Regions from separate parts of the Homo sapiens genome. Here regions 1 and 2 are each linked to region 3. Evidence: chromatin contacts called from ENCODE Hi-C or POLR2A ChIA-PET data. All regions are on one chromosome and are shown on one strand. The core of a region is the stretch at or near the end of the contact, and the rest is flanking DNA. Distances in the headings are between cores, read along the strand shown. Region 1 overlaps JAK1 (Janus kinase 1). Region 2 overlaps JAK1 (Janus kinase 1). Region 3 holds the start of LINC01359 (long intergenic non-protein coding RNA 1359).

Region 1 (3,518 bases), core at 23-2,522, 69 kb after region 3:
TGACTGTGAGAAATACAAATGAGTAAAATATAATCATAGCCCCCAGGATAGTCTGGTGGGTGACATTTACAATACAATGTAAGCTAAGGTTGTAATTAATGTGTTTAACAAAGTACTGTGGCAGCACAGAGAAGAGAGTGACTACGTTTGGAGTCCACAGGACTTCACCGGAAAGATGAGGCATCTGACCTGGACTTTGAGAGGATGAACCAGAACTCTGTAGGTCCAGTAGATGGAAGGTTTTCAAAGAATGCAGGCAGACAGAGCCTTGGGAACAGTCAAGGTTGAGGGGGCACTCTTGTGGGTCCACAACCCGAGCTTCTCGCCCCTCTCATTTCGTAATGGCTGCCAAGCTCTTCCTTCACTGTTGTTTTTCTTTACTGCTCTGTGGATTCATCCTGATGAGTCACGACAACCTCTGCTTGCAGTGATGCCACGTCTCCCAGTTAGGAAACGACCCTGCTCTTCACTGCCTGGTTCCTTGGTGTGGCTGCCTCCAGCCTTCAGTCTCCCCTTCTCAGAGCTGTGACAAGAGGTTCTTACAGCCTTAAAAATAAAAAGCAGCTTCATATGTTTTGCCTTTGTGTTATTTATTGCATCATTTGTTGAGCAAGTTTCCCAGGACTGGAGCCGGAGGTCATTTGAGAGATGTCTCCTGGGATTCCACTGAAACTCTTTTCCACTGATCCCAATTGGTGACCAGGAACAGGAGTTGCTTTTGGTCCTTTACATCTCTCCATGTTTTCCAGCTTCCTAAGATACCCTGTCCCCTCCTGCATTTTGGTCAGCACTTATCTTTCCTTCTGCTTTGTGCTTCTAGTGGTTCTGGGTCACTTTCTGTCAGCTCCCAAATTCCAGAGGTGGACCTGGGTTAGGCCATTGGCTGTATGTCTTTTAGTGTGTATTGCTTGAGAATGCTCATATTTATGTAGTATATTCCGTAGTGCCTGAAAATTCTAAGGACCACAGCGATTTTGAATGATTCAAAGTTAGTCACTTCAGTATGAAACAGTGTGAATTTAAAGGCAAACCCAGGATTCTTTGAAAGCAAAAACTTTCTTTAGAGCAGCGGCGTGCTTGGTGAGGCAAATAGATTGCATTTTGTGGTGCCAGAAATAGACAGTTCCCTTTTTATACGCTACATCTTTGTCATGTAGTCAGAGACATGCAGATCCTTTGAAGTGAATTCTGGCACCACAATTTTGTAGAGACAGTCAGTGTAGTACAGCATGAGAAGGGCATACGATGTGTCATTTGAATAACTTCTGTTGAAGAGCAGGCGTCAGCCCATGGCAGAGATTGCTGAGGGGATGGTGCAGACGAGAGGCAGGTAGTATTGGGGCATTGTGAAAACATGCGTGAAAGGCCTTTTGGAATCCTGCTTTTTGGCAGTGTTGTGCAAGTCCCTCAGAAATTTTGTCACTTCCCTTGGAAACATGTACAACAGGGATACGTCACTTAGGCAGAGACTACTCAAGGGCTGAAAAATGCTACACTCATGAATAGTTTCGCTGAGCTGGAGATTGGTCACATCTGATGTCTGGATGGTGGCCATTGTTGTTAAAAATAGCTTAGAAGTTCAAAACGGGGGTAGGAGCCTTGTGTTCTTTTTTCTTCCCTGGAAAGGGAAGTGTTTTTGAGCTGTGGAACTTCGAGTAAAACCTAACTTCTTTGTACCTTGTTTTGCTCATCTGTAAATGGGGATAACAGTGGTACCCACCTTATGGGATGTTCAGGATTCAATGAATATAAAACATTTGGCATGATGCCTGGCACGTATAGCTACCACTGGTGTAGTGTTTAATTATATTTATTATTTTTTCTCATTGTTACTGTTCTTTTCTATTTGAGATTTCTCGGAGGTTCTGTACTTGTTTTAAAAGTATAATTCTTTCCATGGCTTTACTTCCCGTTAGCAGTGGCTTAATTCTAACTGGGAGAAAAAACCTTTGATTTGTGGTAATTTTCTTAATTCCCTTGTCTTACCTTTGGGATGGTGGAGTTGGGAGGGCAGTGCAGAGTCAGATGTCAGTGGGGAACAGAGATTGTGGGCAGTCCCAGGCAGAGGCAGGTGCCAGCTGGGACTGTCTAGTGCCCTCTCAATTATTTGATGGTGGAATGGATGATTATTGCAGTTTGTCAATAAAAAAAAACAAACCATAGCGTTAGTGTTAGGAGTAGCTGAGTGAAAGTATATGGGAATTCTGTGTACTATCTTTGCAGGTCTTGAGTAAATCTAAAATTATTTCAAAATGAAAATTAAAGCCCCAGCAACAAAGCAGGATGTAGCACCATGCTGACACTAGTAAATGCTTAATAAACGTTTGTTGGATGCAAGAGTGAGTGAGTGAGTTAGGTTTGAACCCAACCTCGACACTTATTAGCTAGATTACCTTTGGTTAATTACTGCTTTTATGAATCTCAGATTTCTTATTTATTTATTTAATTATTTTTTTGAGACAGAGTCTCGCTCTGTCGCCAGGCTGTAGTACAGTGGCGCGATCTCGGCTCACTGCAACATCCGACTCCCTGGTTCAAGCGATTCTCCTGCCTCAGCCTCCCAAGTAGCTGGGATTACAGGCATGTGCCACCACACCCAGCTAATTTTTGTAATTTTAGTAGAGACAGGGTTTCGCCATGTTGGCCAGGCTGGTCTCAATCTCCTGAACTCGTGATCCCCCCACCTCGGCCCCCCAACGTTCTGGGATTACAGGCGTGAGCAACCACACCTGGCCCAGATTTCTTATTTATAAAGTGCCATGATGTCTACCTCACAGTGTTGGTATGAGCGTTAAATGAGATGTAAAGAACCTGATCAGAGGATCCAGTTATATGGTAAGTAGTCTAAAGTGTAGGTATTATTATTGTTAAAGATATTGTGGGCACTTTGTTGATTGAATATCCCCCCCCCTCCTTTTTTAGAGCCAAAATCCATTTAAAAAATACATTTAGGTTTCTTGCAGTTTTTTGCTGTTATGAACAACACTTCCATTAATAGGATTAATAGCTGTATAGCTAGATCTCTGTGTGTGTACATTATGTATTCTTAGGATACATTTCTGAGAGTCACATGGGTTCCTATTTTTTGGCTCTTTTTATTCCCTTACCAGAGTGCCTCCCGATAGTTTGTAATTTTGTAACAATTTACCATTAAAGAACAGAGTTTTGATAGGCAGAGATGGGAGAGTAGGAGAGAGGGAGTAGCCTGTACACAAAAGGATTGCCTCCTTTACCCCAAAGGTTGAGGCCTCTGAATGCTGGTCTGAGCTCCTAGGGATGATGCCCCTGGAGCGTAGTAATTGCCTAGGATACAACCACTCAGCCTTGTGCCACCATGGTAGGACACCCACCATGCTGGGTGTCCTACTGCCATGGTTGGGGAGGGCTGAATGTTTTCACCCTGTTGCTGGGGGAGGTGGGGACTTGGATGAGTGACACCCGGCGTGGACAGCTACCACCTGCCCATGGTAGATGAAACCTTACTTTCGATGGGAATGGCCCTCCCTTCTTATGGGAGT
Region 2 (3,306 bases), core at 172-2,671, 85 kb after region 3:
TTGCTGCCATTCAAGATGGTCTTTAAAGAAGCGTAGTATTTGATTACTGGAGAGGATAAGGTAATTGATTTTTTTTCAAGTTTCAGTTATTTGTTAATGTAATCTCCAACACATTATATCAACATGATTTCATGTATCTAAAGGAGAAATATTTCCTAGTTAAGTGGAAAATAGTGCAGCTAGCTTCTGGAAGATCTTCATTCTAAGCAGCTTTATAGTGAAACATTTCATTTAGAAATCTGGACCATCTTTCTTCAGTTTACTGTAATCCACATTCACTGAGTAGAACTTGTATTGCTCATTGGAACCCAGTTTATTCCAGGGCCCTGGGTCATTCTTTCTGGCCCAACTAACATCTGGATTGAAATGCCAGATGCAAGACATACAGTGCTGCTCTGGTACCTCTAGCTCCATTAAATACAAAGAGGGGGATCAAACTCAGTTCCTTGGCCTGACCAAGGACCTGGTGGAGCATGTTTTCAGCAAGGGCATCTGATTTAAAAGGAGAGAACTAGCTTAGCTGCCAGGCCCTTGACTAAGTAGTATCTCAGAATAAAGTAATTGAAAATTAATGAGTATCTACTTAGGGTCTCTAAATATATTTAATTTTCTATGGAGGGAACTTTTTAAATTGAAAAATGTATCAACATAGAGAAGACTATGTAAACAGTATGTGTATAGTTAGAGAAAAATACCTATGTATCCACCATTCAGGTTAAGAAAGAGAACATTACTGGTATCTTAGAAATCACCTGGTAGTCCCCTCCACTGCACTTCCCTCAGAGGTAACAGTCACCCCCACTTTGGTATTAATCATGCCCTTTCTACCAGTGTATATGTCCCCAGAGCAAGCATAAACCTAGGTGTATAAGGAAAGGGCAGTGATGCCATCTCTAGATGAAGGCTCCCAGGAGAAGAGCTTCATGGTCTCTGGTTGAATTCATTACCCCTGTGTCTGAACAGAAACTCTGGGTCAAGTCTGGATCCAGAGTTGAGAGGTTGCAGGGACCCTTTTGGGAAAGTCAGTGGAAAAGATCATGAATGAGTTGTGGGAAACAGGGCTTCTCATAGTTGGAGGTACCTAGAAGACTGCAGTGGGCCCAGCTGTTGGGAGCCTGGGAGGAGTGGAGTCAAGAGGAATGTGCTGCTCCACCCTGGCTTATGTCCAGCTCTCAGGAATAGGCCAAATGGAATACTTCTGCGGGGTGAAATAGTCTTCTGCTGATTCAGGCAGCAGGACACAGCAGGGGAACAGGAATTTCATCAGTGCATGATTAAGAAAAACCAAATTCCATTAGGAATTTGGTCCAGGCTCACCCAGGCATTCTACCCTCAATGCAGTCTACGGGGATCTTGGCAGTGACTGCCCTCAACATAAGTATCCCTCAAGTTGCCCTGCTCACATGGGGATTGGTCATCCTCTGAGGCTGGCCACAGCTTTTGTGTTGAGACCGCTCTGTTCTGTGCTCCTGGGAGTTCCCTTCACTTCCTCTTTGTTTAATCTTTATTTCCTGTGTTGGAGCCTGTCTCCTGTTATTTTCAGAAGGATGCATAGCAGTTTGTTTTTTGAGATCTTTGATGTCTAACTGTATCTTGATTCTTCCTTCATACTTCGTTGATAATTTGGCTGGTTATAGACTTCTGGGTTGGAAGTTGTTTCCCTTCAGAATTTTGCAGGCATTGGGTGCCTGTCTCTTTCCTTGGTGCAGCTGTTAAAAAGCCTGAGAATATTCTCAATTTTTGATCTTTTGAATGTAGCCTGTTTTATTCTCTTTTGGAAGCTTTATAGACCCTTGTTTCCAATGTTATGAAATTTCCCAGGAATGCCCCAAACAGGTCTTTTTCTCCATTGTTTTGATGGGCCTTTCCAACCTGGCAACTGGTAGCCTTTGGTTCTGGGAAATCTTTCTCAAATGGTTTTGCTGATGATTTTCTCCCCTCCACTTTCTTTGTCTTTTCTTTAGGAATTCAGACATGTGACTGTCTGGATTGCCCCCTTTAATTTTCTTATCTCTTTTCTCCTATTTTCAAACTGTTCTTTTCTAACCTATTTCCTAAACTTTTTTTTTTTTTTTTGAGAAAGGGTCTCACTCTGTCACCCAGGCTGGATGGAGTTCAGCGGCAGAATCTCGGCTCACTGCAACCTCTGCCTCCCGGTTCAAGCGATTCTCCCACCTCAGCCTCCTCAGTAGCTGGGACTACAGATGCATGCCACCACACCTGGCTAATTTTTGTATTTTTAGCAGAGACAGGGTTTCACTATGTTGGTCAGGGTGATCTTGAACTCCAGACCTCAAGAGATCCCCCTGCCTCAGCCTCCCAAAATGCTGGGATTATAGTCATGAGCCACTGCGCCTGGCCTTTTCCTAAACATTATCTTCCAACCTTTTTAGCTTTTGAAAATTAAGATATTATTTACCTACAGCAAAGCTTATCAATGCTAAGTGTTCCTTTGGCTGTTTTGACAATCATATAGGCTTGTGCAGTTACCACCCTAAACAAAATATAGAACATTTCTATCAACCTAGAAGTTCCGTAGGGCCCTTTCCCAGCTGTGTTTTCATTTCTGTTATTATCTTTTTAATATTCGAGAGCTCCTTTTTTCTCTGAAATGTTACTTTAAAAAAGAAACATTTTATTCTTGATTCACAAATAAAAGGTATTCTTTTATCTTTCTGAAGACATTAATTTTTAAAGTTTTCTCTCTGTGTAATGTTTTCTCTGAGTTGCTTTTTTCTATCTCCATGTCTGCATTAGAGGCTTTCCTCAGACATATGTTTACCTTGGCTGTTTGTTTATGATTAAACTTGGAGGAAGGCTGAGCATGTGCCTCGGGCTTGTGAACTTTGAACGTCACTAAGAGTGAGCCATTCATTGGGGAACTCCCAGCCTCTGTGTCTTTAGGTCAGTCCTGGTGAGATGGTCACATTCCTCAGAAGACAGTATTCCAGTCTCTCACCTGGAGGGCTAGGGACTGGCTGCCAGCATTTCTGGAGCTGCAGGGAAGAGGGTGAAGGCTGTAGCATCCTGGCCCCCAGCACTCAGCATGTGTGCAGATGCCGTCTTTCTGCGTGCCCAGAGGTTCCCATGCTTCACCTGACATCTCTAGTTACAGGACCCTTTGTCTTATCCTTTCCAGAAACTAAACCTCTAGATATGTGTTTCCTTATAATAAAATAGTCACTAGCCACATGGTAGCCACTTAAATTTAAATTAACATTTAATAAAATTAAGAAATCGGTTTCTCAGTTACAGTAGCCATCTTTTAAATGCCTGGTAGCCACATGTGACTGGCTGCCGTACTGG
Region 3 (3,356 bases), core at 319-2,818:
GTTGATCCCAGGAGGCAGAGGTTGCCATGAGCTGAGATCGCGCCGCTGCACTCCAGCCTGGGCGACAGAGCGAGAATACGTCTCAAAAAACAAAACAAAACAAAAAAGTGTTATTTATAGGAATAAGAACTAAAATGCCTTGTTAATATATTGTTTTGGCATTGCCAAATTTAGCCTATTTGAGTGCATGGATTGCATTTGGGGATTGCTGTTTTCTTTTTTGTTTTGTATGTTTGCTTTAGATGCGTAGACAGAGGGAGTGGAGTAAGGCTTTACAGAGATTACTACAGAAGGCATTTTTTTTTTTCATAAAGAGGGGAAAACGCACCCATCTCATAACAAGAATTTGGAGTCAAAACGAGACAGATTCCATTCCTGCCTTCCACATTAATTAGCTAGGTGACTTTGGGCAAATCACTTAACCTCTAGGTTTTCTCATCAGCAGAATGAAAGCGTTGGCCTATAGACACCCATTTAAATCCCTCCTCCAAATACTCATTCGTTCGATATTTTCTCAGTGTCTACTAAGCACAATCATTGTTAATAAACACTATGATTCTTGGAGAGCTCCAAATCGTGTCTCTGCTTTTAAGCATCATTCCCCTTCCTCCTTTAAAACCAGCGCCTGACTTCTCCCCCAAACAAATCGAAACACTTTTACCGTCTGAAAATGTACATGGGAAAAGAAACGCGTTTCATTGCAGTCACCCGGCGCCAACCTAGACCTGGCGGGCCAGCGAGCTCGTGAGATTTTCTTTCTTTCTAAAGGACAATCTCCACATTTTAAAGGGCAACCCAGTTACCCGAAGAAATACAACTTAAAGGGCGCCTGGAGCCAGGCCGGGACACCCACCCACGCTTTTCTAGGCTGAGGAAACCTGGGAAACTTTTGGGCTCCCGCCGAGTCACGCGGCTGTTCCACGGTAAGAATTGTGCAATGGGGCGAGTCAGGCGGGCGTCCTAGTAGGGAAGAAGCGGGGGAGGCTGCTGCGGTGCCAATGCTTTTCTTAAAAAAAAAAAAAAAAAAAAAGCTAGGTTGTCTCACGCCGTGCGAGGCGCGACGGCGCGGCCGGACAGCCCGGTTCCCGCTGGCCCCAAGCCCGGGCCAAGAAAGCATCGCTTCCCCGCCGGGACCTGGAAGGAGCAGCGCGTGCGTGCGTCCCCTCCCGGGGGCAGAGACTGCCCGCCCGCCACAGCGCTTTCCTGGGACTCTGCGAGGGGCCGGGGTGCGAGCGGGAACTGCGGCAGGCGCAGACTGGCCACATCGATCGTGGCGGGGAAGTCCGGGCTCGCGCTTTCGGTAAGAGCGCCCGGGCTTCCAACTGCGCGGTGCCCCCGCCTCCGCCGCCGCCGGCCAGGCTCGCACTTTCGGATGGTGACGCATCCAGCTGGCTCCGCGGAAGCCTGCGCTGAAACCTGGAGCCCTCCGGGGTGGCCTACTCCTCAGCGCTGCGTTACTGAGCGCTCCCTGGGTGCAGGCTTGGTGATCCAAGTTTGGTCACAGTCATCACTTATGTCACTATCCTTGTGATGTACATACTATAATTAGCGTCACTTAGAAGTGAGGAAACAGGCTCCAAAAGCTTGTTACTTGCTTGTAGTCAAACAGAAGGCAGAGCTGCGAATCAAATCCAGGTTTGTCTCGACATGCCACTAGCTCATACTTCCCTTGGATCAGCCACTAAATGGCTTTCACTCCAGTGAGCAGCGACCAGGTAACACATAGGACGGGTGCGTGGCGGTACCGAGCCCACTGCCCAGGGGCAGCGGGGGCGCTTGCTTCTGGCTGGGGCTCACTCATTTGCCCAAATGGGCTGTAAAATATATACATACACACCCATATATGTGCATATATACACATACGTATATACACACAAACATACGTATATACGTGTGTGTGTTTGTGTATACATACATATTGGACAGCATACCGCAGACTCTGAGCCTCAGTTTTCAATCTTGTATTGGGATCAGGGCACCTATTGTAAGGAGTAGTTGGAAGATGAAATAAGATAGTTTTAACATAGATGCCAGCATCTCGGGGACGCCTGATATATGCCATTTTGCTCTTTTTGCAGCACTCCTGGGGACATCAGGGCACTCACGCTCCTTAACACTGGACAGGAGACCTGCGCAGTCATTCTAGGTCAACACCCTCTCTGACAGACTAGGAATTTAATCCACTCAACGGGAAAATCACTTACCTGCATCACCATCTAGTTACTGACAGACACCAAGCTAGGGTTCCTGCTACCCCTCAAACACACATACCACACACTCACACTCAAACACTTGCTGCCCCTCAAACACACATACCACACGCACACACACTTGCTGCCTTTCAGGCACACATACCCCCCCCCCCACACACACACTTTCTACCTCTCAAACACACATACAACACACACATTTGCTGCCTCTCAAACACACATATCACGCACACAAACACACTTGCTACCTCTTAGACATACAACACACACACTACCACACACACACGCACACATGCACCCCCTCTTTTCCTCCTGGAAGATTCAGACCAGCTCTGGGGCCTGAACGTGACTTCCTCCGAGCGTTGGCAGTGGCGTGGGTGGGGACCTCCGGGAAGGCGAGCAGAGGAAATCAGTCACTGCACTCGCCGCCAGCCAGCGCACAGGGAGAGGGGGACCCAGCCCAGAGGTCCCGCCCCCAGCTCCGCAGGAGGCCTCTGCTGGCGGAGGCTGGGCCCCTTTTGGTAACAAGGGGAATCACTGCAGCCCAGTGAAAGATAAACGCGTGGGTCGGGCTGTGGAATGTCCAAAATTATGAAGATTAAGGAAACAGGCTTTAGGATTCACTTGAAAAGTGAAATCGGCGAATGAAAGTTTTCTAACATGATGAGATCTTGGAAATTGTCCACTCCATTTTTGGGAGGGGTTTAATAATCACTGCCCAACTAGAGCAGCTGTTTTTCCCCTTCCAACGCCCCATTTTGTGAATTGATGCTGAAATAACTGGCCAGGTCTTTCCTTTGGGCACCCTGGAATGTTGGGAATATGAATGGCCTCTTAGTAGAGTTGGAGCTCCAAAGGAAAGGACCCTTTAGAAACAAAAACTTCCATGGCGCCACCGCACTCCAGCCTGGGCCACAGAGTGAGACCCCATCTCAAAAACAAAACAAAACAAAAATCCAACCGCCCCCCCACCAAAAAAAAAACCCTCCTTTTTAAAAATCACAAAAATAATTATTATTCATTGCAGAAAAATCAGATTTTTTCCAGAATCAGAAAATAAATGGAAATCCCACCACCCAGAAAACCACTGTTAACAATCTGATGTATAGCATTATATGTAATCACATCGAACACAATGCTTTGTCA

What was found. A loop is a pair of places that touch in the nucleus more often than their neighbours do. ChIA-PET counts read pairs that join two places held with the same protein, here RNA polymerase II (POLR2A). Pooled maps may share reads with other maps.
Region 1: a loop to region 3 is called in a map of ascending aorta, with 4 times the contacts of the local background. The contact joins the enhancer-like site here to the promoter of LINC01359 in region 3. A Hi-C loop is called at or near these places in 5 of 168 maps with a recorded cell type or tissue (CD14-positive monocyte, CD4-positive, alpha-beta T cell, CD8-positive, alpha-beta T cell and 2 more) and 16 of 50 pooled maps. POLR2A ChIA-PET finds 5 or more read pairs at or near these places in 10 of 52 experiments (A673, AG04450, B cell and 7 more).
Region 2: a loop to region 3 is called in a map of endothelial cell of umbilical vein, with 3 times the contacts of the local background. The contact joins the enhancer-like site here to the promoter of LINC01359 in region 3. A Hi-C loop is called at or near these places in 5 of 168 maps with a recorded cell type or tissue (CD14-positive monocyte, CD4-positive, alpha-beta T cell, CD8-positive, alpha-beta T cell and 2 more), 1 of 37 single-sample maps with no recorded cell type and 11 of 50 pooled maps. POLR2A ChIA-PET finds 5 or more read pairs at or near these places in 13 of 52 experiments (A673, AG04450, BJ and 10 more).

What each region holds. Positions count from the first base shown.
Region 1 is chr1:64,931,350-64,934,867 of GRCh38, reverse strand. The region is part of intron 1 of JAK1 (Janus kinase 1); the gene reads left to right. Among named protein-coding and RNA genes, the nearest start is that of JAK1, 33 kb to the left of the region's middle. RefSeq lists an enhancer at 268-562 and a silencer at 1,029-1,078. Within about 2 kb of position 1,272, at least 20 of the 41 ENCODE cell types and tissues checked have a DNase peak (open chromatin) inside an H3K27ac peak, as active enhancers do; they include A673, B cell, CD14-positive monocyte and 3 more, where a contact is called at or near this core.
Region 2 is chr1:64,915,611-64,918,916 of GRCh38, reverse strand. The region is part of intron 1 of JAK1 (Janus kinase 1); the gene reads left to right. It also overlaps the pseudogene LOC100130270. Among named protein-coding and RNA genes, the nearest start is that of JAK1, 49 kb to the left of the region's middle. RefSeq lists an enhancer at 2,717-3,011. Within about 2 kb of position 1,421, at least 26 of the 41 ENCODE cell types and tissues checked have a DNase peak (open chromatin) inside an H3K27ac peak, as active enhancers do; they include A673, CD14-positive monocyte, PC-9 and 2 more, where a contact is called at or near this core.
Region 3 is chr1:65,000,688-65,004,043 of GRCh38, reverse strand. It overlaps LINC01359 (long intergenic non-protein coding RNA 1359), which reads left to right and starts at 1,568. Exons shown (of 7, transcript NR_119383.1): 1 at 1,568-1,715. It also overlaps a transcript of JAK1 not described here. RefSeq lists a silencer at 1,203-1,342 and an enhancer at 1,473-1,552.